Regions from separate parts of the Homo sapiens genome. Here region 1 is linked to region 2. A link is an interaction called in ENCODE POLR2A ChIA-PET data of the cell type or tissue named here. Cell type or tissue: PC-3. All regions are shown on one strand. Links, peaks and the distances in the headings refer to the core of each region. The heading gives the core; the rest is flanking DNA. Region 1 overlaps FGD2 (FYVE, RhoGEF and PH domain containing 2). Region 2 has its middle 39 kb from the start of PIM1.

What was found. Peaks named below come from ENCODE experiments on the same cell type or tissue, not always from the same donor. Only the 100,000 strongest peaks of a DNase experiment are listed, where the experiment ranks them.
Region 1: POLR2A ChIA-PET joins it to region 2 with 25 read pairs; 9 of 35 experiments call an interaction of 5 or more read pairs at or near these places.

The regions. Positions count from the first base shown.
Region 1 is chr6:37,011,701-37,014,559 of GRCh38, forward strand. FGD2 (FYVE, RhoGEF and PH domain containing 2) reads left to right here. Exons shown (of 16, transcript NM_173558.4): 4 at 6-154; 5 at 1,909-2,065; 6 at 2,262-2,400. Among named protein-coding and RNA genes, the nearest start is that of FGD2, 7.5 kb to the left of the region's middle. RefSeq lists enhancers at 171-670, 2,101-2,818. In PC-3, for the core only: no CTCF peak of the experiment used is centred there; no DNase peak of the experiment used is centred there.
Region 2 is chr6:37,129,690-37,132,649 of GRCh38, forward strand. No RefSeq gene overlaps it. Among named protein-coding and RNA genes, the nearest start is that of PIM1, 39 kb to the right of the region's middle. RefSeq lists enhancers at 772-1,690, 1,691-2,608. In PC-3, for the core only: no CTCF peak of the experiment used is centred there; a DNase peak (open chromatin) is centred at 1,292; H3K27ac peaks cover 2,335 bases.

The sequences.
Region 1 (2,859 bases), core at 102-2,601, 120 kb before region 2:
TACAGGTGTTTTTCCAGGAGCTGCTGAAGACAGCCCGCAGCAGCAAGGCCTTCCCAGAGGATGTGGTCAGGGTCATCTTCTCCAACATCTCCTCCATCTATCAGTTCCATTCTCAGTTCTTCCTCCCAGAGCTGCAGCGGCGCCTGGACGACTGGTGAGGTCCACCAGGAGCCCCTGAGGCCTCAGACCACAGCCCTGGCCAGGTGGAGGTGGGGAGACCCCAGGGCGCTAGGTTCAGCCTCCTAGGCCCAGGCCCTTATTGTGTGGCCATGCCTCCCTGGGGCTCGGTCTGTCTGCACAGTGAAGGGCTTGGGTGAATGAGCTCTGAGAGGCTGTGTGTGTGCAGACTGCTTCCTGGGGAAAGGGGTGGATCAGGTCCTGGCCAAGCCAAGTGACCAAGTGACTTTGGGACAGTGAAAATAGCCAGTGCCAACTGAGGGCTTCCTACACGCCTGGCCTTGGGCTTTCCCTCTATTAACTCCCTCAATCTTCACATCAGCCTGCTGTGTGATGACGGCATCATGGTTATGCAAGAAACCCTCTTGTTTTCACAGATGGCCACTAAAGCATTTAACAGTGAAGTTACTTGCCTTATATAGTTTGCCACGAAGTCTAGGATGTCCTTTAAGATCTTTGGCAAAGAAGAATGCTAGTAATTGTTAAACCTAGTGATGTATTGATTGCTTAAAACATTTATAATAAACTGTTGTTTTTTTTTAAGATAATAATAGCCAGGTTCGGTGGCTCATGCCTGTAATCCCAGCACTTTGGGAGGCCAAGGTGGGTGGATCACTTGAGCTTAAGAGTTTGAGACCACTCTGGGCAACATGGTAAAACCCCATCTCTACCAAAAATACAAAACTTAGCCGGGCATGGTAGCAGGCACCTGTAGTCCCAGCTACTCAGGAGGCTGAGGTTGGAGGATTGCTGGAGCCCGGAAAGTCGAGGCTGCAGTGAGCCATGATTGTGCCACTGCACTCCAGCCTGGGTGACAGAGAGAGACCCTGACTTAAAAAAAAAAAAAAAAGAAAGAAAAGAAAAGAGAAGGATATAACCCTATGAGATCGCCTGCCATCATTCCAATTTTTTTCAATGAGAAAATCAGGGTACAAAGATGCTAAGTGACTTACCTGGGAACACAGCTAGCATGATTTGTGCATCCCAGGAGTCAGGCTCAGGAAGCCTCACTCCCAGGCCATGGCCATGGCTCCCTGCTGCTCTGCTCTAGCAGGCCCTGCCATGGGATGATCCTGGAAAAGTTCTGTGTGTGTGTGTGTGTGTGTGTGTATACATATATATACGTGTATATATATGTATATATATTATTTTTTTTCAGTGTGAGGGGCATGGAATGAGGTTTCACCATGCTGCTCAGGCTGGTCTTGAACTCCTGGGCTCAACCTGCCTGCCTGCCTCAGGCCTTGCAGAGTGCTGCGAGTACAGGTGTAAGCCACTGTGGCTGGCCAATCCTGGAGAAGTTCGTACCCCTCTGAGCCTCCACTTCCTCACCTCTATGATGGGCTAGTGGCTGCCCCCACCTACAGGGTTGTGAGAATTACATGGAATGAGACATGCATCATGTCCTGGGTAGTGCTTGGTAGGTAGCCCTCGTTATTGTTACATAATGAAGCACTGAGCAGTTACTGAACACCTGCTGTGGGCCCAACACTGTGCCGGGCCTTGTGGATGAGGCCAACCTGGGACCAGAACAGCCTTTGGCCTCAGGAGGCTCACAGTCTAAGGAGTAGAGGGGCGCATGTGAGGATGACACCCCCGTACCCCGCCCACACCCAGAATTGCCGTGGAAAGTTTGCTTTGGGGGATTCAGGGAGCCTGGCCTCACCTGGCCCTATCTAGAGTCGAGAGGAGGTCTCTAGGCTGAGGGCAATCCCTGTGCCCCTCCTGCAGGACAGCTAACCCCCGCATCGGTGACGTGATCCAGAAGCTGGCCCCCTTCCTGAAGATGTACAGTGAGTATGTCAAGAACTTTGAGCGAGCGGCTGAGCTGCTGGCCACCTGGACCGACAAGTCTCCACTCTTCCAGGAGGTTCTCACTCGCATCCAGGTGAGGCTGGGGGAGGGCTGGAGTCAGCATTGCCACTCCCAGCATGCAGTGGCTCAGGTTGCCTTGAGTGATTCCGGGCATCTCCCAGGCTCAGCTGCTTCCATAGGCCCCTGCCTACTCGTCCGGCCCTCAGGAGCAGCCTGACCCACCTCCCTTCTCTCACCCTCTCCGTGTTGCTCCCCCATCCCTCCCCAAGAGCAGCGAGGCTTCGGGCAGCCTGACCCTGCAGCACCACATGCTGGAACCAGTGCAGAGAATTCCACGTTACGAGCTGCTGCTCAAGGAGTACATCCAGAAGCTGCCAGCCCAGGCCCCAGACCAGGCCGATGCCCAGAGTGAGGACACCCCCAGGGGTCCCAGGGGGCTGAGGAGGCCTAAGCCATTCCCATATACTTACTGAGCTCCTGCTAAAATGGTTTTGACGACCATCAGTCATCAACATCAACCACTGGCACTTCATAGACATCATCCATACCATTAGCCATTTTTCACAGATGAGGACACTAAGGCCCAGAGAGGTTTAGTGACTTGCTCAAGGTCACGCAGCCAGAGAGTAGCAGAACTGGGATTTGAACCCATGCCTATGTGATACCAAAGCCCATGCTCCTTCCATTATACCCTCTAGGTCTGGCTTGTTTTGGGAAGCAGTGAGAGTCACCAAAGCCAAACACCTAATGGCTAACGTTCAGTGGCTTCCAGTCTCTCAGCCCTGGGGGGCTCCCGCCATTCAGACACCCCATGGCTGGGCTGCACAGGCAGGGCTGCTCCTGGGGGCTGTCATGGCAGGTCCTGAG
Region 2 (2,960 bases), core at 15-2,514:
CGCCCCTGCACTCCAGCATAGGCAACAAAGTGAGACTCTGTCTCACAAAAAAAAAAAAAAAAAAAAAAAAAGGAACTAGAGCTCAGCGCCAGGCATGATGGCATCATGAGGCTGAGGAGGGAGGATCGCTTGAGTTTAGGAGTTCGAGCCCAGGCAAAATAGCAAGACCCCCATCTTAAAATAAGGATAAATAAATAAAAAAAAAATGCCCTTAGTCTCCAGCCAAATTTGGGTCACTTTAGGGATTCCCCACTTATTAACTATAAGAACATGCAAATATGTAAGTCTCTGAGCCTCGGTTTCTTTTCTTTCTTTTTTATAGAGACAAGTTTTCACTATGTTACTCAGACTGACCTTGAACTCCTAGGTTCAAGCGATCCTCTGGCTTTGGCCTCCTAAAGTGTTGGGATTACTGGTGTAAGTCACAGCACTCAACCTAGCCTGGGTTTCTTTATCTACATACTGAGGATAATATAGCCTAACTCAGAGGATGGAGGTAGGAGGATTAAATGTGATAATGTAAAGTACTTAGTACCTGGCACACTGAGTGATTCCTAGATGAGTGTTACCGGAAAGCTATAAATATATAAGCTAGAGTAATAGCGGCCCAGTAAATAATCAGAAATTAGGGAATATATACATCTGTGGGTTGGGAAGAAGGGAAAAGAGGGAAGATGGCTGTTCTGGGATGAATGCTTTTCTCCAAGGGCAAGGGCAGGGGGAGAGACTGAGGTGAAGAGGCAGCTAGCCAAGGTAATGAATCGTCTGTCCCAAGATCCTGGAGTTACTTGTTCATCAAACAGTCCCCACCTTCTTTACCATATATCCTGCCTTCTCCAGAGTTCTGCTCCCCTGGATCCTCTAGGATCCCTCAGGGAGCCTGAGAGAGTCACTCAATTACGGTTCTGTATTTTGAGATCTGGAGATAAATCTTGCGCATCATCAAACCCCACCGTGTCACTTTATCAATGAAGGAACGAAGCTCAGAGAGAAAAGCTAACCTGCCCAAGGTAATCAGTTCTGGTCCTGCCTCTGCCTCTAACTTGTGGTGAGACCTTGGGCAAGTCACTTCCCCTCTCTGAGCTGGAAGTTTTCTCCTCTGTAAAATGAGGGGCTTGGAGTATTTAGAGATCTAATTTCCCTTTCAACTTTGCCCTTTGCTGCAATAAAATAATGGTTCCTTCTGCCACCGTCAAGTTTAGGGAAAAGAGTGTGTGTGTGAGTGTGTGTGTGTGTTTGTGTGTGTCATGGAGTCTTGCTCTGTCACCCGGGCTGGAGTGCAGTGGCGCAATCTTGACTCACTGCAGCCTCTCTTCCTTCCACTCCACCTGCCCCACATACAAAAGTCAAGACAAACATGTTTGGATAACTTTTGAGCTCACTTAATTTTAAATTGAGTGCTGGTTTTCACCAGGGGTAAAGACAAGAAGGTAGAGAGGGGCCAGGCAGAGGAAACTGCTGGAGGAAGCTGGTGACTCCCAGGCGCCAGCTGATGGGACCAGCCCTCCCCCCCGCCCCCCCATGATCCCTTCCTTGCAGGGCTTCTAAGAGCTGGCAGCGCCACAGGGATAAATAAGGCCAACAACCGCACCTTACATGGCCATCCCAGCAGCCGCCCGGAATCCCGAGGATTACGCAGACTTCTGGAGGACTTGGAACAAGTGCACATCACCTGCTGCCACCACAAGTGTTGCCCGGGCTTCTGCAGCCTCTGTCCTGTGACTGAGGAATTTTTAAATGGAAGCTCTGAGCTCACAAAGAAGAAAATGTCTCCCTGATGTCACACAGTTGCTGCCAATTCATCAGCTCCAGCTAAAGGTCAGCGAGGGGGAAGCCACTGCCGGAGGGTCTGGCTGCCCCTCCCTGAGATGGGGCTTCCCTCCTGCAGGCTTGCTGCCAGCCATCCAGGCCAGCCACAGAAGCTGAGGGCTGCTTGCATTTCCAGGGCACACACAGAGCAGTACGAACACCGCTTAGCTGCTTCTGCCCTCCTCTGTGCAGATATTAACAGATTCAACCTCCCAGCCCTATCCTCCCCAGCTCTCCCTTCTGTAGACAGTCAGAGCAAACCCTGGAGTCTTGATCTAACGTGTCCTGAGGGTCCTTCCCTGGGATCACTTCAGGAGTAACACTAAATCACAGAGAGGTTGTCTTGGGTTTTTAATGACGAAATGCAGTGGTCAAAAGCTAGGAATCCCACTGCCTGGGGTCACAGCCTGGTTCTGCCACTTCCTAGTAGTGTGATATTTGCAAGTTAAGCCTCTCTGAGCCTGCTTCCTGACCTGAAAAATGAGGACAATAAGAATATTATCTCACATAGTGTGGTCCTGAGGACCCATTGTGAAGCACTGGTATAGATCCTGGCAGGTAGTAAGTGCTCAATAAATGTCAGCTTGGAATCAGACAAGACAAAAAAATAGAATAAAATAAAAGGAATCAACATGCAACTACTGCTGGGCAAGTCACTTAATCCCTGAGTCTTAATTTTCTCATCTGTCCAACAGGGATAGGCATATGTGACAGACAGTCACTGAGAGGACTCAATGAGAATGAATACAAGGCCATCAACACAGCACCTAGCAATGGAAAAATACATGGTGGCTGCTGGGACTATTATCTCTATCTATCAAAACTTGATCTGGGCCAGGCGCGGTGGCTCATGCCTGTAATCCCAACACTTTGGGAGGCTGAGGAGGGCAGATCCCGAGGTCAGGAGTTCGAGACCAGCCTGGCCAACATGGTGAAACCCCGTCTCTACTAAAAATACAAAAATTAGCCGGGTATGGTGGCAGGAGCCTGTAATCCCAGCTACTCGGGAGGCTGAGGCAGGAGAATCGCTTGAACCCAGGAGGCAGAGGTTGCAGTGAGCCGAGATCGCGCCACTGCACTCCAGCCTAGGCAACAGAGCAAGATTCAGCCTGGAAAAAAAAAAAGAGACTCTGTATCCAAAAAAATATATA